2 separate regions of the Homo sapiens genome follow, and region 1 is linked to region 2. A link is an interaction called in ENCODE POLR2A ChIA-PET data of the cell type or tissue named here. Cell type or tissue: GM12878. All regions are shown on one strand. Links, peaks and the distances in the headings refer to the core of each region. The heading gives the core; the rest is flanking DNA.

Region 1 (14,800 bases), core at 3,004-11,003, 140 kb before region 2:
GGCAGAGTTGCTTCCTTCTGGAGGCTCCAAAAAAGAATTTGTTCCATGCTCTTACCTAGCTGCTGGTAGTCACTGGCGTCCTTGGCATTCCCTGGCTTGTGGACCCATCACTCCAGTCTCTGCCTCCCTCACCAAATGACATTCTTCCCTCTGTTTCCCTCCCTCTGTCCACATTTCCCCTTCTTTTTTTTTTTTTTTTTTTAATTTATATTTTGTTTGTTTTTTTGAGACAGGGTCTTGCTCTGTTGCCCAGGCTGGACTGCAGTGGGAGGATCATAGCTTATTGCAACCTCCACCTCCCAGGCTCAGGCAATCCTCCCTCCTCAGCCTCCCGGGTAGCTGAGACTACAGGCACCCGCCCACACTCACGGGTAATTTTTTTATTTTTTGTAGACGGGTTGTCACTGTGTTGCCCAAGCTGGTCTTGAACTCCTGGCCTCAAGCGATCGTCCCACCTCAACCTCCCAAAGTGCTGGGATTACAGGCATACGCCACTGCAGCTGGCCAGATTTCCTCTTCTTATAAGGACACCAGTCACTGGATTAGGGCCCACCCAACCCCCAGTACAACCTCATCTTTTTTTTTTTTTTTTTTTTTTGAGACAGTCTCACTTTGTAGCCCAGGCTGGAGTGCAGTGGTGTGATCTCGGCTCACTGCAACCTCCACCTCCCAGGTTCAAGCAGTTCTCTGCCTCAGCCTCCTGAGTAGCTGGGACTAAAGGCACCCGCCACCACCATGCCCAGCTAATTTTTTGTATTTTTAGTAGAGACGGGGTTTCACCATGCTGGCCAGGCTGGTCTCGAACTCCTGACCTTGTGATCCACCTGCCTCAGCCTCCCAAAGTGCTGGGATTACAGGTGTGAGCCACCGCGCCCGGCCACAACCTCATCTTAATTCATTGACATCTGCAAAGACTCTAGTTCACAAATCAGGTCACCTTTGCAGGTACCAAGGGTTAAGACCTCAACCTACCTTTTTCTGTGGAGAAAGGGGTCACAGTTCAAACTGATAACAGGACACCCCTCCGAGCCAAACTGCATGTGTTATTTTAGGACTCGGTGACCTTCGCAGACGTGGCTGTGAACTTCACCAAAGAGGAGTGGACCCTGCTGGACCCAGCTCAGAGGAATCTCTACAGAGACGTGATGCTGGAAAATTCTAGGAACTTGGCATTCATAGGTAAGGAGGCCCCCTTCCTGCACTTAGTCCGTGATGGGACCAGTGCTGGTTTGGAACCGTGTTCTGGGAAGTGCATTGGAAAATGGGAACTGGGTTAAATTCCAGAGACACAGCTGCTGCCCCCCAGGTAGTAGGTGTAGGGTTCACCATGAAACTGGAAGTCAGTTTGTTGCATTACTTTATTTATTTTATTTTATATTTTATTTTATTTTATTTTATTTTATTTATTTTTTGAGACAGGGTCTCACTCTATCTCCCAGGCTGGAGTGCAGCGGCATCATCTCAGCTCACTGCAACTTCCACCCCCCAGGTTCATGCAATTCTTCTGCCTTAGCCTCCCTAGTAGCTGGGAATACAGGTGCACACCACCACACCTGGCTAATTTTTGTTTGTATTTTTAGTAGAGGCAGATTTCACCACGTTGGCTAGGCTTGTCTTGAACTCCTGACCTCAAGTGATCCTCCCACCTCGGCCTCCGGAAGTGCTGGGATTACAGGCGTGAGCCACCACACCCAGCCTTTATTTTTCTTTTCATTAAGATGGGGTCTCACCCTGTCACCCAGGCTGGAGTGAAGTGGCACCATCTCGGCTCACTGCAACTTCCGCCTCCTGGGCTCAAGCAATTCTCCTGCCTCAGCCTCCTGAGTATCTGGGATTACAGGCATGCTCTACCACCCCCAGCTAATGCATTACATTTTTATTCTCTTCGTGATTGAACAGAATTTGGGGGATCCTTATGTAGGTGAACATGGTGCACAGGAAAAGGGTCGTTTTGAGCCCTTTTGGCAGAGTTTTAGTGCATTGATGAGAAAAGTAGAGGGACCACTGTTGCACTTCTATTCACACATCATCAGCTTCAGAACCCCAGCAAACCAAAGCCTGTGTCCATTTGACAGAAAGTCTCGGCACAGTTCCTTTATACCACATGCTTGCCCAGTGAGCAGGATTTCAACTAGGCAAACCCAGTCTGCCCTCTCATTTGGAGCAAGAAGTGGTCTGAAAACAGTGCAGGGCAGTTTTGTCCAGGCATTTATGCATCTCAGTACCAGGTAGATGTGAACATTACAGGACCAACAGGTTTGTAAGCCAGCAGCATGGTAACAGAGCAACAGGCTCGCCACTGAGACAGCAGGGTTTGCAACAGAGAAAAGAGAAAGTTGCATGATTACATGGTGCCAACCGAGGAGATGGGAGGAGACGCTCAAATTCTTCTCCCTGGGGGGTTCTGGGGTTTTTGTTTTTTTTTTGTTTTTGAGACTGTGTTTCACTCTTGTTGCCCAGGCTGGAGTGCAGTGGCGCGATCTCGGCTCACTGCAACCTCCACCTCCCGGGTTCAAGCAATTCTTCTGCCTCAGCCTCCCGAGTAGCTGGGATTATAGACATGCACCACCATACCTGGCTAATTTTTGTATTTTTAGTAGAGACGGGGTTTCACTGTGTTGGCCAGGCTTGTCTCAAACTCCTGACCTCAAGTGCTCCGCCCACCTCGGCCTCCCAAAGTGTTGGCATTACAGGCATGAGCCACTGCTCTCATTTTTAAGGGGATCATGGAGGATAAGGGACTGGAGAATTGGAGACGTTGATTGGTCAGAGGAAGGGGGATGAAATCATCGGGATGAGGAAAGTACATTCTTTGGTGCGTCAGTTTCTCACGGCATTCCTCAGATCAGTGAGCATAGTCATTTCATCAGAATGCAGGACCTGAAGGAATATCTCAAAGAGAAAACTTAATGTTTTATAATTTTCAAGTTGTTATCTACAGAGCAGCTAAGGAGACCTATAGGCCAGGCACAGTGGCTCACACCTGTAATCCTAGCACTTTGGGAGGCTGAGGCAGGAGGAGGATTACTTGAGGCCAGGAAGTCGAGACCAGCCCAGCCAACATGGCAAAACACTGTTCTTTTTGTCTTTAAAAACAATTTTTTTTTAATTAAAAGGAAAAAAAAAGAAAGAAAAAAACAGGCACTCTGTTGCCCAGGCTGGAGTGCAGTGGCTCAGTCTCAGCTCACTGCAATCTCTGCCTGCCGGATTCAAGTGATTCTCCTGCCTCAGCCCCCTGAGTAGCTGGGATTACAGGCACACGCCACCATGCCCAGCTAATTTTTCTATTTTTAGTAGAGACGGGGCTTCACCACATTGGCCAGGCTGGTCTCAAACGCCTGACCTCTGGTGATCCACCCACTTCAGCCTCTCAAAGTGCTGGGATTACAGGCGTGAGCCACTGTGCCTGTCCAAGCTTATGTTTTTTGACTTTTATCCATCCTCTCATATTTTCATTTTTCCCTGCTAAAGGCCTGTTCCTTTTCTCCTTAAAATTGCACATGGAGCCAGCTACTCGGGAGACTGAGGCAAGAGGATCACTTGATCCCAAGAGCTCAAGGCTGCAGTGTGCTGTGATCACACCTATGAATAGCCAGCCACTGCACTCCAGCACCTGGGCAACCTAGTGACACCCTCATCTCAAAAAAATAAAAATTTCACATGGACTCTCTGTCCAATTCTCTTCCACTTAGAATTCCTGATCGTTTCCTTGATCTCTGCAGAACTGTTCCTCAGTAACATGACACTCTCCATGTTGAACCCCTGACCTTACCGTCATCACATTCCTGACACTGCAGAATCTCTGATGTCTTTCTCTGCTTCCTTCCTCTTGCTTTCTTCCCCTTCACATTTTTATCATACATGTTGAGTGAACATTTAGAAAGAAATCCACACAGAGGCCTGGCGCGTTGGCTCATGCCTGTAATCCCAGCACTTTGGGAGGCTGAGGCAGGTGGATCACATGAGGCCAGGAATTCAAGACCAGCCTGGCCAACATGGTGAAACCCCATCTCAACTGAAAACACAAAAATTAGCCAGGCATGGTGGCACGCACCTGTAATCTCAGCTACTCAGGAAGCTGAGGCCAGAGAATTGCTTGAACCTGGGAGGCGGAGGTTGTAATGAGCCAAGATCATGCCACTGCACTCCAGCCTGGGCCACAGAGTAAGACTCTGTCTAAAGAAAAGAGAGAAAGACAGAGAGAACGAGAGAGAGAGAGAGGAAAGAAGGAAGGAAGGAAGGAGGAAGGAAGGAAGGGAAAGAAAGAGAAAAGAAAGAAAGGAAGGAAGGAAGGAAGAAAGAAAGGATGGAAGGAGCGAGGGAGGGAGGGAAAGAAAGAAAGAAAGAAAGAGAGAAATCCACACGGAGATTGCCTATGTCATCATCTCTAACCCACCTTTACTTTCAACAAAGAATTTAACTTTTGTGCCACTGTATTTCAGATTGGGCAACTCCATGTAAAACCAAAGACGCAACCCCTCAGCCGGATATTCTTCCTAAAAGAACATTTCCTGAAGCCAACAGAGTGTGTCTCACGAGCATCAGTTCCCAGCACTCCACATTAAGAGAAGACTGGAGATGCCCCAAAACAGAGGAACCACACAGGCAGGGGGTGAATAATGTGAAGCCACCTGCAGTTGCCCCTGAGAAAGATGAATCTCCTGTTAGCATTTGTGAAGATCATGAAATGAGGAACCACTCTAAACCTACCTGCAGGCTTGTGCCTTCACAGGGAGATTCCATAAGACAATGTATCCTAACACGTGACTCAAGTATTTTCAAGTATAATCCTGTCTTAAACGATAGTCAAAAAACACATGAAAACAACGAAGACGATGGAGTCTTGGGGTGGAACATTCAGTGGGTTCCGTGTGGGAGAAAAACAGAGCTGAAATCAAGCACATGGACTGGCAGTCAGAACACTGTGCATCATATACGTGATGAAATTGATACGGGGGCCAACAGGCACCAGCGGAATCCATTTGGAAAAGCTTTCCGTGAAGACGGATCCCTTAGGGCACACAACACTCATGGTCGAGAGAAAATGTATGATTTTACTCAGTGCGAGAACACCTCCAGAAATAACTCAATTCACGCCATGCAGATGCAGTTGTATACCGCAGAGACAAACAAGAAGGATTGTCAAACTGGGGCAACCTCTGCCAACGCTCCAAATTCCGGTTCACACAAGAGTCATTGCACTGGAGAGAAAACCCATAAATGCCCCGAATGTGGGAGAGCCTTTTTTTATCAGTCATTCCTTATGAGACATATGAAAATTCACACTGGAGAGAAACCGTATGAATGTGGGAAATGTGGGAAAGCCTTTAGATATTCCTTACACCTTAATAAACATTTAAGAAAGCATGTTGTGCAGAAGAAGCCCTACGAATGTGAAGAATGTGGGAAAGTCATTCGGGAGTCCTCAAAATATACACATATAAGGAGCCACACTGGAGAGAAACCCTATAAATGTAAGACATGTGGAAAAGACTTTGCAAAGTCGTCAGGACTTAAAAAACATCTTAAGACTCACAAAGATGAGAAGCCCTGTGAATGAAAGGAAGGTGGAAAATTTTTCATTAATTTTCTGACTGTACCAAACATGTGAGGAGGACATATTGGAAGGGAGCTCAAGGGGTTAGCATGAGTGAGAACATCTTCCCTGAACTCTCGTATCTTACAGAAATGTGAAAAAAAACCCTGTGAAGGTAAAGTCTACAGAAAGCCTTTCATCTTCATTCATCTTGAGTAGACATTTGTTCTCACCCTGGAGAGAAACTGCGAATCTAAAAGGAATATGACAAAGCCTTCAGCGTGGTCTCAAATTCATGGTTCATACAAGAACTCACACTGCAGAGACTCCTTACGGAAATAAAAAATGTAGGAAAGACCTGCCGGCCGCGGTGGCTCATGCCTGTAATCCCAGCACTTTGGGAGGCCGAGGCGGGCGGATCACGAGGTCAGGAGATCAAGACCATCCTGGCTAACACGGTGATACCCCGTCTCTACTAAAAATACAAAAAAAATTAGCCAGGCGTGGTGGCAGGTGCCTGTAGTCCCAGCTACTTGGGAGGCTGAGGTAGGAGAATGGTGTAAACCTGGGAGGTGGAGCTTGCAGTGAGCCGAGATGGAGCCACTGCACTCCAGCCTGGGGGAAAGAGCGAGACTCCGTCTCAAAAAAAAAAAAAAGTAGGAAAGACCTCTTTAAACACTTACCACTCATGTTGCATGTGAATCCACATCCTGAAGGGAGGCTACAACTGGAATAAAAATAAGAAAGCTTTCAAGGCCTGGTGCAGTGACTCACACCTGTAATCCTAGCACTTTGGGAGTCCAAGGTGGGGGATTGCTTGAGTCCAGGAGTTTGAGACCAGCCTGGGCAACATGGAGAAACCCCATCTCTACAAAAAAAAAAAAAAAAATGCAAAAATTAACCAGGAGTGGTAGCACATGCCTGTAGTCCCAGCTACCTGGGGAGCTGAGGCAGGAGGATCGCTTGAGCCTGGGAGCTTGAGGCAGCAGTGAGCTGTGTTTGCACCACTGCACTCCACCCTGGGTGACAAAGTGACACCCTGTCTCAAAAAAAAAAAGAAAGCTTTCAGGTCCAGCCTTTCACTTAGGCACAATGAGCGCACAGTAGGACTGAAACACTGTAAATGTTCATGATTTTCCAGTTTTTCCTTTCTAAAAAAAAAAATGCTACAAGATGAAGGATATCCCTCTTTGCACACTCCCAGCTCTGCCACATAAATGTTGGTATATAGCAGGTTCATTATAACTCACATACACGTGGTCTCATTTTCAATGTGAAGCCTTCTTTGAGCCTCATTCAATTTAGACTTGGGATTCATATACTCCATGATACCATTTTTGTCTTATTGGTCACTGTTCAACTGCATTATGGTCAGAGTATGTGGTCTTTCTGGTACCAACTTGGGTTACTTGTTATGACTTTGTCAGTCTAATGTGCCCTATTCTGTCAACTTCCCTGCCACCTCCATTCTTCTCATCTTCTTTACTAAGGGCACATAGATTCACTTTCCACAATGAGCACTATTTAATGTCTTATTTTTATTTTTATTTTATTTATGTATGTATTTATTTTGAGACAGAGTCTTGCTCTGTCACCCAGGCTGGAGAGCAGTGGGGCAATCTCGACTTACTGCAACCTCTGCCTCCTGGGCTCAAGTGATTCTCCTGCCTCACCCTCCCGAGTAGCTGGGATTACAGACACCCACCACCACGCCCAGCTAATTTTTCTATTTTTAGTAGAGACGAGATTTCACCACGCTGGCCAGGCTGGTCTCAAACTCCTGACCTCAAGTGACCTGCCTGCCTTGGCCTCCCAAAGTGCTGGGATTACAGGCATAAGCCACTGTGCCCGGCCTCTTTTCAATCTTTTAAAAGTTGGGAAACGGCCGGGCATGTTGGCTCATGCCTGTCACCCCAGCACTTTGGGAGGCCAAGGTGGGCGGATCGCCTGAGGTGAGGAGTTCGAGACCAGCCTGACCAACATGGAGAAACCCCATCTCTACTAAAAATATAAAATTAGCCAGGTGTGGTGGCTCACGCCTGTAATCCCAACTACTCAGGAGGCTGAGGCAGGAGAATTGCTTGCATCTGGGAGGCGGAGGTTGCGGTGAGCCGAGATTGTGCCATTGCACTCCAGCCTGGGCAACAAGAGTGAAACTTATCTCAAAAAAAGTAAAAATAAAAATAATAAAAAATAAAAGTTGGGAAATATGACTACCTGAAAATGCATGAAAATGTACATATACATTTTTTTTTTCGAGATGGAGTTTTGTTCTTGTTGCCCAAGCTGGAGTGCAGTGGCGTGATCTCCGCTTACTGCAACCTCTGCCTCCCAGGTTCAAGTGATTCTCCTGCCTCAGCCTCCTGAGTAGCTGAGATTACAGGCACCTGCCACCACGACATTTCAAAGTTAATAAAGTGATCACCCTTATACCCACCATCCAAGCCCGTAAACAGCTCATCATTAAACACCAGGCAATTCACGTCTGTGCCTCACAGACGACATCTCCAGCCCCAAGAGGAAACCGCCATGGTTCATTTTGTATCATTCGCCCCCCTCGCTCATCTTTATGTTTGCAGCTATGCAGAAATCCCCAAATACCCTGTTTTCTAGTTTCGATGATGTTTATGCTGCGTATGATGGCATGGCATAGAATATTTCTTTGTGCCTTGCTTCTTTCAGGAAAAGAAAAGCTAAGCAGGTAGGGTGCAGGTGGCATTCATTCTTTCTTAGTTATATTCATTCCAGAGACCCTGGATCTGTATCTCACTTTAGAGATTATAAACATGCTGCTAACACCAATTTTGCAAAGCCCTCCCAATGAGCATTTTATGAAAGTCATTCTTGGCCGGGCGTGGTGGCTCACGCCTGTAATCCCAGCACTTTGGGAGGCCGAGGCAGGTGGATCACTTGAGGTCAGGGTTCAAGACCAGCCTGGCCAATGTGGTGAAACCCCGTCTCTACTAAAAATACAAAAATTAGTCAGGCATGGTGGCATGCACCTGTAGTCCCAGCTACTCAGGAGGCTGAGGCAGGAGAATTATTTGAGCCCAAGAGGCGGAGGTTGCAGTGAGCCGAGATCGTGCCACTGCACTCCAGCCTGGGCAACAGACAGAGTGAGACTCTGTCTCAAAAAAAAAAAAAATAGGCCGGGCGCGGTGGCTCATGCCTGTAATCCCAGCACTTTGGGAGGCCGGGGTGGGTGGATCACTTGAGGTCAGGAGTTCGGGACCAGCCTGGCCAACATGGCGAAACCCCATCTCTACTAAAAATACAAAACTTAGCCAGGCATGGTGCAGACATCTGTAATCCCAGCTACTTGGGAGGCTGAGGCAGGAGAATCACTTGAACAAGGGAGGCAGCGGTTGCAGTGAGCTGAGACTGCGCCACTGCACTCCCGTCTGGGCGACGGAGCGAGATTTCGTCTCCAAAAAAAAAGGAAAAGAAAAGAGAAACGCCACTGGTAAGAGCAGAGGTCCTCCTAGGCGCGCATTCTGCATGGCCCCAGCACTGTTAAGTTCAGCTTTCAGTGTTTGGGGAAGACCTGCAGGTCAGGGACCCCCACTGTGGCTGAGGGGGCTCAAGCTTGGCCCTTTCTCCCGGACCCCTGCTGCCTGCGTTTCCCAGCAATCTGCTGCTTTATCCTAGAATCTGGGTGACTCATGGCCCTCCCCATCCTGGAAGGAATGAAGAGGAGGAGGGGAGGCTGCTATGCCAGGACAGTCCCAGACCTTGCCAAGGGGCCTGGGTCCACTCCCACCCCCAGGGAGCGCTGTGCGGAGGAAAAGGACCATGGCTGAAATCAGAATCCCTGGATTCAACCGGGGGTGGAGGGGGCCGGGGCGGGAGGGGGGAAACATCTGTAGCTGAGGGAACACCCCTCCCGCCTCCAGTCGCTGAGGCTGAACTTAGCCGACTTTGGGGATTCCCCACCCTCTACCCCCAACTGGTCCTCAATTCTCACAGATGTAAACTGAGAATTTTCAACAATCGTTTTGGCAAACATACGCCAGGCCCCCTTCTGAGCGCTTTGCACCTATTAACTCATGCAACGCCTGCAACGCTATGAAGTGGCTGCTGTTATCACTACCATTTTACAGTGGGGGGAACTGAGGCACAGCGAGGCCAAGCACGATGCCCAAGATCACACAGCCAGCAGGTGGCCGGGAGGGGCTCGACCCCGTGCTGTCAGGCACCAGAGACTCGGCTCTTCAGCCCCAGGCCAGAGCCTCCCTGCACTGACGGGGTCGCGAATTCGGGCAGGAGGGTTCGTGTGTGTCCTCACCTCTGGGACGCGAGCTCCGGGGACGGGGGACCTCGTCTGGCGTGGGAGGCATTTAGTGAGCGCCGTGGACTGAAGCCGGGACGGTCTTAGGAGAACCACTTCCCTTCTTGGCCGCCTGAAACCCCCTACAGGGTTCTGCTTCTGGAACTGCATTCGAGGTCAGAGTTTCTAGTACGAGTAAAGCGGATCCTCGGGAAGAGACCCGACCAGAAGGAAATCGCCGTCTTGGAAGATCTAAGTCCGGGATGGAACAAAACCCACTCCGGGCGGGGGGAGCGCGCCACCTGGCGGCGGATCCTGCTAAGGCAGCGCCGCCCGGAGACCAGAAACGTTGGATTTGGGCAGTGGGCCGAGGTGGTTGGAATTGGCGAATGGGCAGTTGTCTGAAAATCATTGTGTGAAACTAAGGACTGTCTACCAGTGGCTTCCAAAATTCTGACGCACAGTAAGAAATCATTTTGCGTCAGCATTTTTTTTTTTTTTTTTTTGAGACAAGGTCTTGCTCTGTTGCCCAGGTTGGAATGCAGTGGCACGATCTCGGCTCACTGCAAACTCCACTTCCAGGGTTCAAGCGATTCTCCTGCCTCAGCCTCCTGAGTAGCTGAGATTACAGGCGCCCGTCACCGCGCCTGGCTAATTTTTTATTTTTAGTAGAGATGGGGTTTTACAATGTTAGCCAGGCTGGTCTCGAATTCCTGGCCTCAAGTGATCTGCCCGCCTCGGCCTCCCAAAGTGCTGGGATTGCAGGCATGAGCCACCGTGCCTGGCCGCATCAGCATACTTTTACAAAAGAATACCACCCTCTATAGCCAACAACAATGGATTGTATACTTCAAAATAGCTAGAACATTTTGCATGTTTCACCGCAAAGAAATGGCAAGCATCTGGGATGATGGATTTGCTAATAACCTTGATTTGATCACTGCACAATTTATATATGTATCAAAACATCACGCCGCATCCTATAAATATGTACAATTAAAAACAAAATTTAGGCCGGCTGCAGTGGCTCATGCCTGTAATCCCAGCACTTTGGGAGGCCGAGGTGGGTGGATCACCAGGTCAGGAGTCCCAGACCAGTCTGGCCAAGATGGTGAAACCCCATCTCTACTTAAAAAAAAAAAAAAAAAAAAATTTGCTAGGTATGGTGGCGGGCACCTGTAATCCCAGCTACTAGGGAGGCTGAGGCAAAGAACTACTTTAACCCGGGAGGCAGAGGTTACAGTGAGCCGAGATCGCGCCACTGCACTCCAGCCTGGGTGACAGGGCGAGACTCCGTCTCAAAAAAAAGAAAATTTTAGTTTTAAAAATACCACCCTGTATTACACGGCCCTGTATTACACGATGCTTTATATTCCACTCTATTCCTTTTTTTTTTTTGAGACAGAGTGTCACTCTATCACCCAGGCATGATCTCGGCTCACTGCAACCTCTGTCCCCCAGGTTCAAGCAATCCTCCTGCCTCAGCCTCCCTCAGCCTCCTGAGTAGCTGGGATTACAGGCTCCCGCCATCATGCCCAGCTAATTTTTGCATTTTTAGTAAAGACGGGGTTTCACCATGTTGGCCAGGCTGGTCTCGAACTCCTGTCCTCAGGTGATCCGCCTGCCTCAGCCCCCCAAGGTGCTGTGATTACAGGCATGAGCCACCAGGCCCGGCCTATTCCTATTTTTAAATGCTGGTCAGGTCACCTTAAAATGGTTTCCTGACTCTCTAAGGGTCTGGGATAGGGTTTTCCACTGTTCTAGATTATCCCCATGTTTTTTCACTTGACAGAGATTATGATGAGGAACCGGTTACACCCACGCTACCTCCCAGTGAGCCTTCCCCACCACACAAAGCTGCCTCCAGGATTCGCTGCCAGCTCTGATGTCAGGATGAGTAACAGCTCAGGATGCTGAAGACACTGGCCCAAGACCACACAGCCTGGATGTGGCAGTGCCTGTTTCTGCCTCACTCCTGGAGGAGGAAAATGATTAAATACCCGTAATTTCACTGCTATTGAGTACAATTTAATTCATCCTTCCTCCACTTTGGCTGATAAGATTGAGCTGCACTCACCTGCTGTTCTCTTAGGCTGTAGCATAAGGCATTCCAGAGGTCAAACTTTAAAATGTCTTTTTCACTTTGGGAGGCCAAGGCGGGAGGATCACTGGAGGCCAGGAGTTCGAGACCAGCCTGGCCAACATGGTGAAACCTCCATCTCTACAAAAAATACAAAAATTAGCCGGGCGTGGTGGCACACATCTGTAGTCCCAGCTGCTCAGGAGGCTGAGGCATGAGAATCACTTGAACCTGGGAGGTGGAGGCTGGAGTGAGCCAAGATTGCACCACTGCACTCCAGCCTGGGCAACAGAGCAAGACCCTGTCTCAAAAAAATAAAAAATCAAAAATCTAGGTTGAATTCTCAGGTGTCTCTAAAGTGGCCTTCGATGTATTCTGCGCTGGGTGCTGCAGGGTTGACCATCTAAAAGTGGCGAGCCCAGCCCCAGTCCAGGGGAAGGTAGAGGAAGTGAACCTGCTCATTGTAGGACTAGGACCCTTGAGGTGACAGAGAGCTGTGGTTAGCCTGAGTCCATCGCACTGTGGTGGTCTATGAGGCCGCTTTGCAGGGGCAGCAAATCAGAAGGCTCGGTCTGCTGTGCTTACTCTGCTATCTTTGGAAGGAAAGAGGAGGAAATCGCTCCGAAATGGGAGATAGGGCTGGTGGTCACGACTCAGCTCCACACCAAGATGAGACTTCCTGGGCCCCCAGGGAGGAAGAATAGCAGTTCCACTGCCAGGAGCCACGCCTCAGAGGAGCTGCCTTTCCACCTCCCTCCTGAAATGCCATTTTCAAATTTCTCCTTTACTCTTCCATCCCCAGAACCTAGTACAATATATGGCACATAGTACATGCTCAATAAATATTTATCAAATTAATGAGAAAAGATATGTGGATGTCCCCTCCTGTGCAGCTGTAAGGGGAGAAATAGAGTTCTTTTTTTTTTTTTTTAACTTTCCTACACCAGTTTTATTTAAAACACAAAAATAAGTATTTCTCTTTCTGTAAGGAAAAATGGCTCAAATATTGCTGAACACAGGCCAGACTCAGTGGCTCACGCCTGTATTCCCAGCACTTTGGGAGGTCGAGGTAGGAGCACACTTGAGGTCAGGGGTTCGAGACCAGCCTGGCCAACACGGTGAAACCCCCATCTCAAATACAAAAAAAAAAAATTAGCCAGGCATGGTGGCAGGTGCCTGTAATCCCAGCTACTTGGGAGGCTGAGGCAGGAGAACTGCTTGAACCCAGGAGGCGGAGATTGCAGTGAGCTGAGATTGTGCCACTGCACTCCAGCCTGGGCGACAGAGCGAGACTCCGTCTCAAAAATAAATAAATAAATAAATAAATAGAAAGAAAACACTACACTCCTTTCCATCTTTATCGCTGTCCTGCTAATAGTCACATGTAGTTCTGAGCATTTACTACTTGCCAGGTACTGTTCTGAGGCTTTCTGTGTATCAGTTCATTTTATTCTCACACAAACAAGTATGTACTATTATCAAGCCATTTTATTTATTAATTTATTTATTTTCTGAGATACAGCTTCACTCTTGTCTCCCAGGCTGGAGTGCAGTGTCATGGTCTCGGCTCCCTGCAACCTCCGCCTCCCAGGTTCAAGAGATTCTCCTGCCTCAGCCTCCGGAATAGGTGAGATTATAGGCATGTGCCACCACACCCGACTAATTTTTGTATTTTTAGTAGAGACGGGGTTTCACCATGTTGGCCAGGCTGATCTTGAACTCCTGACCTCAGGTGATCCGCCAACCTTGGCCTCCCAAAGTGCTGGGATTACAGGCGTGAGCCACCACGCCCAGCCACTGTTCTAAGGCTTTGTGTATAAATTCATCTTATTCTCACACAAAAAAGTATGCACTATGATCAAGCCATTTTAAGGGGAGGCTCAGGGTGCTACCTGGATTAGGAAGGTGGATGATAGATTATCTGTTTGGATTTGAACTTTTTTTTTTTTTTGAGACACTCTCACTCTATTAACCAGGCTGGAGTGCAGTACCATGATCTCGGCTCACTGCAACCTCCGCTTCCCAGATTCAAGCAATTCTTGTGCCTCAGCCTCCCGAGTAGTTGGGAAGACAGGTGCACATCACCATGCTCTGCTAATTTTTGTATTTTTAGTCGAGACAGGGTTTCGCATGTTCACCAGGCTGGTCTTGAACTCCTGGGCTCAAGTGATCCACCCACCTCGGCCTCCCAAAGTGCTGGGATTACAGGCGTGAGCCACCACGCCCAGCCTGAATTTTTAGAAGTTTTTATATAGCTTTGATACCAATGGATTAAATTTTGACAGGGCATTTGGCATGACTCAACTACAGGAAAGAGTTATCAAGGTGTTCTAAGCCCTCTCACTCCTACACCCACCCCCGCTGCAGGAAAGGGCCAAAGTCAGCTTTTTCTCTGTGACCCTGTGGCTGGAGTTAGGGCTGTCCATAAATAATCCTTCCTTTCTCTCCTTCCAGGCACATGAAAAGACTGCGCTTCCCGGCGACCCTTTGAAGTTCGGCGTAACCTGCTGACCCGCTCTGGCTGAGTGTGAGCTAAGAGGACAGGTGTCATATCAGGTCCAAGCCTCGAGAGTCACTGCCTGCTGTGCCATCCTCTCTTCTTCCCGTGCCAAAGGACTGGCAGCACTCCAGTGATGGCTGTGCCATGGGCCCGGGGTACACGAGTGATATGGAGCGGAGCGCTCAGCTGGCCCACAAAGGAGAGAAAACTCTGCTGCCTGAGGACCACAGAGAATCTGCAGCTGTGACTGCAGCACAGCCCAGCCTGCCCTGACCAACATAGCTCCAAGAGAGCCAGACACGTGGATCTCAGAGAAATGGATGAATAGGCTGGGTGCGGTGGCTCACGCCTGTAATCCCAGCATTTTGGGAGGCTGAGGTGGGCAGATCACCTGAGGTCAGGAGTTCAAGACCAGCC
Region 2 (8,000 bases), core at 1-8,000:
GTGACAGAGCGAGACTCTGCCTAAAAAAAAGCCAAACTCACATTTTTATTTATTAGATTCAACAGACGAAAAAGAATTCTGTCAAATCACTCTAAATGCTCACTCTCTCCATTCCTGTACACATCTCACTGCAATCACCGTTTGTTGAGGGACTGGTGGTTTGCAGAGCATACTTTGAGACTAAAGTGATTAACTAGCTGGGTGTCATGACCTATTAGAGGCTTGAGAAATCAGTTTGATGGGTTGCAATAAGCATTTTTTAATGGAATGGAGTAGAATAGAATAGTTGCCTGCATCTTATGTATAAGTTTGGTTTTACAAAACTTGTTTTAGTTGTCTGGGCGCGGTGGCTTATGCCTGTAATCCCAGCACTTTGGGAGGCCAAGGCGGGCGGATCACCTGAGGTTGGTAGTTCGAGACCAGCCTGACCAACATGGAGAAACCCCATCTCTACTAAAAATACAAAACTGGCTGGGCATGGTGGTATGTGCCTGTAATCCCAGCTACTCGGGAGGCTGAGGCAGGAGAATCAGTTGAACCTGGGAGGCGGAGGTTGCAGTGAGCTGACAGTGTGCCATTGCACTCCAGCCTGGGCAACAAGAGCAAGACTCCGTTTAAAAAAAAAAAAGTGAACTATTTCTGAACGGATTGGTAAATAGCAACAGCTCCCAGCTCCTGCCATGCCAGCCTCTACTCCCAGGACCTCCCGCGATTCAGTAAGTGAAGACTTAACACCTGGCACATCAGGGGCCTCAGGGAGGCTTCTCGTGAACTTTTGGATCACGTGTCTGCAACCGTGTGTGCTGGGTGGGAGTGGAAAAGCATTCCCTAATGTAGTGAGCGAGTGTTGAGAAATATTGAACACTCCTGGGACTGGGGTGTCTGCCAGATAGCGGGTGTGTCTCAGAATGGGTGATTTATGTTAGGGATGTCCCTGCGGAGGGTGCCCTAATCACTCCCCATTCTGCCCCAGTTCCAGAGGCCCCAGGAGCAGTACCCGCCCCTGAAGTTTGGGACCGTGCCCAACGGCTCCACGGAGAAGAACATCCGCAGCAACTATCCCGACATGCACAGCTACATGGTGCGCTACAACCAGCCCCGCGTAGAGGAAGCGCTCACTCAGCTCAAGGCAGGGTCAGCGCAGACTCGGGCCGGGGGTGGGGGTTGGGCCGCTGGGGACCTGAGGATGCTCAAAGATGGCAAGGGGTCCAGGTTCATTCATTCAGTCCCAGAGGTCAGCCCTGGGTGGGTCAGCTTGGAGGGCGGAGGTCACTGAGGGTGGAAGTGGACTCCTCCTCCCAGGAGCAGGCTCCTTGGGATATTTTCTGGGATGCAGTATTTCTGGATTCTGGGGTGAGACTGATGGGGCTCAAATCTTTGCTCTTCCCCTTCTTGGCTTTGTGACCTTGGGCAAGTTACTCAGCCTCTCTGAACCTCTGTTTCCTCCTCTGTAAAATGAGGATAACAAGAGTATCCCCACTGTAATGATCATAAGGTTGTTACAAGAATTATACTAGTAAGCCGGGCACGGTGGCTCATGCCTGTAATCCCAGCACTTTCAGAGGCCAAGGCAGGCGGATCACAAGGTCAGGAGATCGAGACCATCCTGGCCAACATGGTGAAACCTGGTCTCTACAAAAAATACAAAAATTAGCTGGGCGTGGTGGCACGCGCCTGTAGTCCCAGATACTTGGGAGGCTGAGGCAGGAGAATCGCTTGAACCTGGGAGTCGGAGGTTGCAGTGAGCCGAGATCATGCCACTGCACTCCAGCCTGGCGACAGAGCGAGACTCCGTCTCAAAAAAAAAAAAAAGAATTAAACTAGTTAGTCCACTCAGAACATTTATTTATTTATTTAGAACAGTGCCCGGTGCACTATAGGTGTTTGCTGATATTATCATTATCATTAGACCTGAACTCACTGGAATCAATGCTTAGATTGTGTTTCTTATCTTTTTACATCCCTTTCCCAAATCATAGGGATGAAGTTAAATTCAGAGGCCAGGCGCAGTAGCTCACGCCTATAATCCCAGCACTTTGTGAGGCGGAGACGGGCAGATCACTTCAGGTCAGGAGTTGGAGACCACCTGGCCAACATAGTGAAACCCCATCTCTACTTAAAATACAAAAATTAGGCTGGGTGCGGCAACAGGCTCTTGGGAGGCCGAGACGGGCAGATCATTTGAGGTCAGGAGTTTGAGAACAGCCTGGCCAACATGATGAAACCTTGTCTCTACTTAAAATACAAAAATTAGCCGGGCGTGGTGGCGGGCGCCTGTAATCTCAGCTGCTTGGGAGGCTGAGGCAGGAGGATCGCTTGAATGCAGGAGGCGGAGGTTGCAGTGAGCCGAGACTGTGCCATTGCACTCCAGCCTGGGCAACAGAGACAGACTCCGTCTCAAAAAGAAAACAATACAAAAAAAGTTGAGTTCAGGCCCCAAAGTGCAGCCCACGAATACAACAAGGCTGAGCACAGTAACTCTCTCCCCGTCCTGCATTTACTCAGTCCTTCCGTGTGCATTTTTCTTATCCTCTGCTGTACGCTAAGCGGTGAACAAATAGACCCGATTCCTAGGTCTAGAGGTGGGAAATGAACAATAAACATGCAAACAGAAAAATCAAGATCTCTTCAGAAAGTGATGGTGAGCTAGAGGGCGGCAGGGCTGGGATATTTTCACCAGGGTGTTCAGGGTGGGCTTCTCGGAGGAGGTGACATTTGTGCAGAGCCCTGCAGGAGGTGAAAGAGCTAGCCAGGTGGACTTCCGGAAGCAGAGCCTTCAGACGGAGGGAACAGAGTGTGCAAAGGGCCTGAGGAAGGTGCAGTGTTGGTTTACTGGAGGAACAGCAAGAAGGCCAGTGTGGTTGAAGGGCAAGGAGCTGAGGTGAGAGAGTAGATGAGGGGAGGATTCTGGGCATGAGGCCAAGGTCAGGGCTGGACTTTATGCTAAAGGCGGTGAGAAGCCTTGAGGTGTGGAGATTTTACGTAAGGAAGGGTATGATCTGATTTCTGTTTTTGTTTGTTTTGAGACAGGATCTCACTCTGTTGCCCAGGCTGGAGTGCAGTAGTTCGATCTCAGCTCACTGCAACCTCCGCCTTCCCTGGGTTCAAGCAATTCTCCCACCTCAGCCTCCTGAGTAGCTGGGATTACAGGCGTGCACTACTATGCCTGGCTAATTTTTGTATTTTTGGTAGAGATGAGGTTTCACCATGTTGGTCAGGCTGGTCTTGAACTCCTGACATGAGGTGATCTGCCTGCCTCAGCCTCCCAAAGTGCTGGGATTAGAGGCGTGAGCCACCATGCCTGGCTTAAAAAAATTTCTAATGCCCAATGCAGTGGCTCACACCTGTAATCCTAAAGCTTTGTGAGGCCAAGGTGAGAGGATCACTTAAGACCAGGAGTTCAAGACCAGCCTGTGAAACATAGTGAGACCCCCTTGACTCACAAAAAAAAAAATTTTTTTTTTTTTTTTTTTTTTTGAGACAGAGTCTCGCTCTGTTGCCCAGGCTGGAGTGCAGTGGCACAATCTCGGCTCACTGCAAGCGCCGCCTCCCGGGTTCACGCCATTCTCCTGCCTCAGCCTCCCGAGTAGCTGGGACTACAGGCGCCCACCACCACGCCCAGCTAATTTTTTGTATTTTTAATAGAGACGGGGTTTCACCGTGTTAGCCAGGATGGTCTCGATCTCCTGACCTCGTGATCCACCCGCCTCAGCCTCCCAAAGTGCTGGGATTACAGGCGTGAGCCACCGCGCCTGGCTGGAAATTACTTTTAATAATATATTTTACCTAACTATGTCCAAAATATTATTTTGACACGTAATCAGTATAAACATGGGTGAGACCGTTTACATAATTTTTTTCCCCACACGCTGTCTTTGATATCTGTGGCATTTTACACTCACAGCACATCTAGGTTCAGAGTGACCACATTTCAAGTGATCCACAGCCCTAGTGGCGTGTCACTGCTGCACTGGACCGCCCAGGTCGACATCACCCAAATGCAAAAAGTTTCCTAGTCAACATAATGAACAGAAAATATAAAAGGGCGCTGGCCGCCCCCCAGGACCCTGGGACTTTTTCACTTCCTTACTCACCCAGAGCATTCTCCCCAGCCAGCCTGCTGACTCATCTCTCCCCCTTCCCCCTTCTTCCGTTTTCTTCTCGCCAGCCCTTCCCTCCAGGAAGGACCCTGAGAATTCCAGATTCTCTCTTCTCTCTCTCTCTCTCTCTCTCACACAAAACAGGGTGCCTTTCCAGGCTGCCACCTCCCACCTCTGCTTCACTTGCGCCTTCCTCAGAAGGCAGGGATGGCTGCAAACAGAATCACTTTCCTCTTTTACCCCTTCAGGGATACCTCACACTGCCAGCCTGCTCAGTCCTTGCAGTGGGAGAGCAAGAATTCAGAGACTCTCAGTGGGCGGGCGGGGGGGATCCCATTTTCTTTTTTTGAGATGGAGTCTCGCTCTGTTGCCCAGGCTGGAGTGCAGTGCTGCAATCTCGGCTCACTGCAACCTCCGCTTCCCGGGTTCAAGCGATTCTCCTGCCTCAGCCTCCCGAGTATTTGGGATTACAGGCATATACCACCATCCCCGGCTAATTTTTCTATTTTTAGTAGACATGTGATTTCACTATGTTGGTCAGGCTGGTCTTGAACTCCTAACCTTAAGTGATTCACCTGCTTCGGCCTCCCAAAGTGCTGGGATTACAGGCGTGAGCCACCGTATCCAGCGGATGGCACTTTCCAAATCTACTTGGTTCCCAAGTTTTGGATAGCAAGTGGTGAGAATGTGACTAGCAAGACAGACCAGCCCCATCTCTCAAAATGAACCTAAATCTGTCCCCGCCTTGAGTTCAGAGAAAGCAGGATACCTGTATTTTTTTTCCCATACAAATGTCAGCCACATCACCAGCCTTTAATAAGTAAAAATAGCTGAGGCCTCATCCCGTGTCTTTTTATAGATATTTTTCATCTTTTTTTTATTGAGATATATACATAGATACAGTGAGGTACAGTGAGGTACAAAAAGCGTGCAACTCATTATTTATACATTCATAGACATCCATGTGACCAGGTCCAGATTAAGGTATGGTGAATTTCCCGGCTTCTCATAAAGCTTCCCCTGCCCCTCCAGTCACCATAGAATATCATATAATTAGTTTTGCCTGATTTTGAACGTCCTCTAAACAGAATCAAACAGTGCATATAATACCTTCCTGTCTGGCTTATTTTCCTCAGTGTTATCACCAGATTGTTCCTTCATTGCTGAATACCGTTGAGTATACCATTATATAAATATACCATAATTCTTTCATTCTACTGCTGGTGGACATTCAGGTTATTGCCAGTGTTTGGCCATTATGAATATTGCTTTTTTTCTTTTCTCTTCTTTCTTTTTCTTTCTTTCTTTCTTTCTTTTTTTTTTTTTTTTTCTGAAACAGAGTCTCTCTCTATTGCCCAGGCTGGAGTGCAGTTGCGCGATCTCGGCTCACTGCAATCTCCGTCTCCTGGGTTTGAGCGGTTCTCCTGCCTCAGCCTCCCAAGTTGCTGGAATTACAGGCGCCTGCCACCACGCCCAGCTAATTTTTGTATGTTTAGTAGAGATGGGGTTTCACCATCTTGGCCAGACTGGCCTCAAACTCCTGACCTCAGGTGATCCAACCGCCTTGGCCTCCAAAAGAGCTGGGATTACAGGCATAAGCCATCATGCCTAGCTGAATATTCTCTTTTTTAAACATGTGTAATTGCCTCTTTTTTTTTTATTTTTTATTTTTATTTATTTATTTATTTTTTCAGACAGAGTTTTCCTCTGTTGCCCAGACTGGAGTCCAGTGGTGCAATCTCTGCTCACTGCAACCTCCACCTCCCAGGTTCAGGCGATTCTCCTGCCTCAGTCTCCTGAGCAGGTGGGATTACAGGCACACACCACCATGCCCGGCTAATTTTTGTATTTTTAGTAAAGACGGGGTCTCACCATGTTGGCCAGGCTGGTCTCAAATTCCTGACCTCAAGTGATCTGCCCACCTCGGACTCCCAAAGTGCTGGGATTACAGGCGTGAGCCACCACACCTTGGCCCATTATGAATATTCTACTATGAACATTCTTGTACAAGTGTTTGGGGGACATACACATTCCTTTTCCTTGGTTGTATTCCCATAGGTGGAACTACCCGGTCATAGGGAGAGTATGCTTAGCTATAACAGATACTGTCAGACATCTTCCAAAACAGTTAGGCACAGTGGCTCATGCCTGTAATCCCAGCACTTTGGGAGGCTGAGGCAGGCAGGTCACTTGAAGTCAGGAGTTCGAGACCAGCCTGGCCAACATGGCGAAACCCTGTCTCTACAAAAAAATACAAAAATTAGCCAGGTGTGCTGGCAGGCACCTGTAATCCCAGCTACTCAGGAGGCTGAGGTAGGAGAACTGCATGAGCCCTGGAGGCAGAGGTTGCAGTGAGCCAAGACCACACCACTGCACTCCAGCCTGGCTGACAGAGTGAGACTCCCTCTCAAAACAACAAAACAAAACAAAACAACAACAACAAAAATCCAAAGTGGTTGTACCAATTTACACTCTCATCAGCAATGCAAGAGAGTTCTACTTGTTCCATATCCTTCTTGCCTCCTTGCCAGGGCTTGGGATCATTCCTATATCTTCTTTTCTTTTTTTTTTTTTTTTTTTTTTTTTGAGACAGAGTCTCACTCTGTTGTCCAGGCTGGAGTGCAGTGGCGCGATCTCGGCTCACTACAACCTCCGCCTCCTGGGTTCAAGCAATTCTCTGCCTCAGCCTCCTGAGTAGCTGGGATTACAGGCATCTGCCACTATGCCCGGGTAATTTTTGTATTTTTAGTAGAGATGGGGTTTCACCATCTTGGCCAGGTTGATCCACCTTGAACTCTTGACCTTGTGATCCGCCCGTCTCGGCCTCCCAAAGTGCTGGGATTACAGGCGTGAGCCACCCTCCTTGGTCTACTCCTGTATCTTTTTAATTTACTTTGATGTTTATTATATATCAAGTCCTGTTCTAACTAATTTAAGTTCACAATTAGTTTGCAAAAAATTAATCAAATCAATGTTTTGATTCATAGTCCTGGAGGCTAGGCATCCTCTTGGCTCCTTCAGAGGGCTGTGAGGGAAGGATCTGTCCAGGCCTGCCTCTCCTTGGCTGTTGACTCTTGATCCCTGTATCTCTTCCCATCATCTTCCCTCTGTTTGTGTCTCTGTGGCCAAGTTCTTTTTTTTTTTTTTTTTTGAGATGGAGTGTTGCCCAGGCTGGAGTGCAGTGACATGATCTCGGCTCACTGCAACCTCTGCCCTCTGGGTTCAAGTGATTCTCCTGCCTCAGCCTCCTTAGTAGCTGGTATTATAGGCATCCGCCACCACGCCTGGCTAATTTTTGTATTTTTAGCAGAGATGGGTTTTTGCCATGTTGGCCAGGCTGGTCTCGAACTCCTGACCTCAGGTGATATACCCACCTCAGCTTCCCAAAGTGCTGGGATTACAGGTGTGAACCACCGAACCCAGTCAAGCTCCCCCCTCCCCCTCCCCGCTTTTTTTTTTTTTAATTGAGACGGACTTTCACTCTTGTTGCCCCGGCTGGAGTGCAGTGGCACAATCTCGGCTCACTGCAACCTCCACCTCCCGGGTTCCAGTGATTCTCTTGCCTCAGCCTCCCTCCTGTAGCTGAGATTACAGGCGTGTGCCACCAAGCCCCGCTAATTTTTGTATTTTTAGTAGAGACGGAGTTTCACCATATTGCTCAGGCTGGTCTCAAACTCCCATCCTCAGGTGATCCGCCTGCCACGGCCTCCCAAAGTGCTTGGATTACAGGCGTGAGCCACTGCGCCCGGCCCAAGTTCCCCTTTTTATAAGGACACTAGTCATACTGGATTAGAGCCCACCTTAATGATCTCATTTTAACTGGATTCCCTCTGCAGAGGCCCTATATACAAATAAGGTCGCATTCTGAAGTACTAGGGGCTAGGACTTCAATATGTGAAT

The links. Peaks named below come from ENCODE experiments on the same cell type or tissue, not always from the same donor. Only the 100,000 strongest peaks of a DNase experiment are listed, where the experiment ranks them.
Region 1: POLR2A ChIA-PET joins it to region 2 with 5 read pairs; 5 of 35 experiments call an interaction of 5 or more read pairs at or near these places.

The regions. Positions count from the first base shown.
Region 1 is chr19:48,281,319-48,296,118 of GRCh38, forward strand. It overlaps ZNF114 (zinc finger protein 114), which reads left to right. Exons shown (of 6, transcript NM_153608.4): 5 at 1,053-1,179; 6 at 4,443-6,290. The coding sequence ends at 5,560. Among named protein-coding and RNA genes, the nearest start is that of ZNF114-AS1, 17 kb to the left of the region's middle. RefSeq lists enhancers at 9,819-9,868, 9,889-9,938, 10,056-10,704, 13,984-14,485, 14,486-14,800. In GM12878, for the core only: a CTCF peak has its summit at 10,111 (motif pointing left); no DNase peak of the experiment used is centred there; H3K4me3 peaks cover 607 bases.
Region 2 is chr19:48,420,812-48,428,811 of GRCh38, forward strand. It overlaps GRIN2D (glutamate ionotropic receptor NMDA type subunit 2D), which reads left to right. Exons shown (of 14, transcript NM_000836.4): 11 at 974-1,134. Among named protein-coding and RNA genes, the nearest start is that of GRWD1, 21 kb to the right of the region's middle. RefSeq lists an enhancer at 4,001-4,295. In GM12878, for the core only: no CTCF peak of the experiment used is centred there; a DNase peak (open chromatin) is centred at 4,063; H3K4me3 peaks cover 252 bases; H3K27ac peaks cover 486 bases.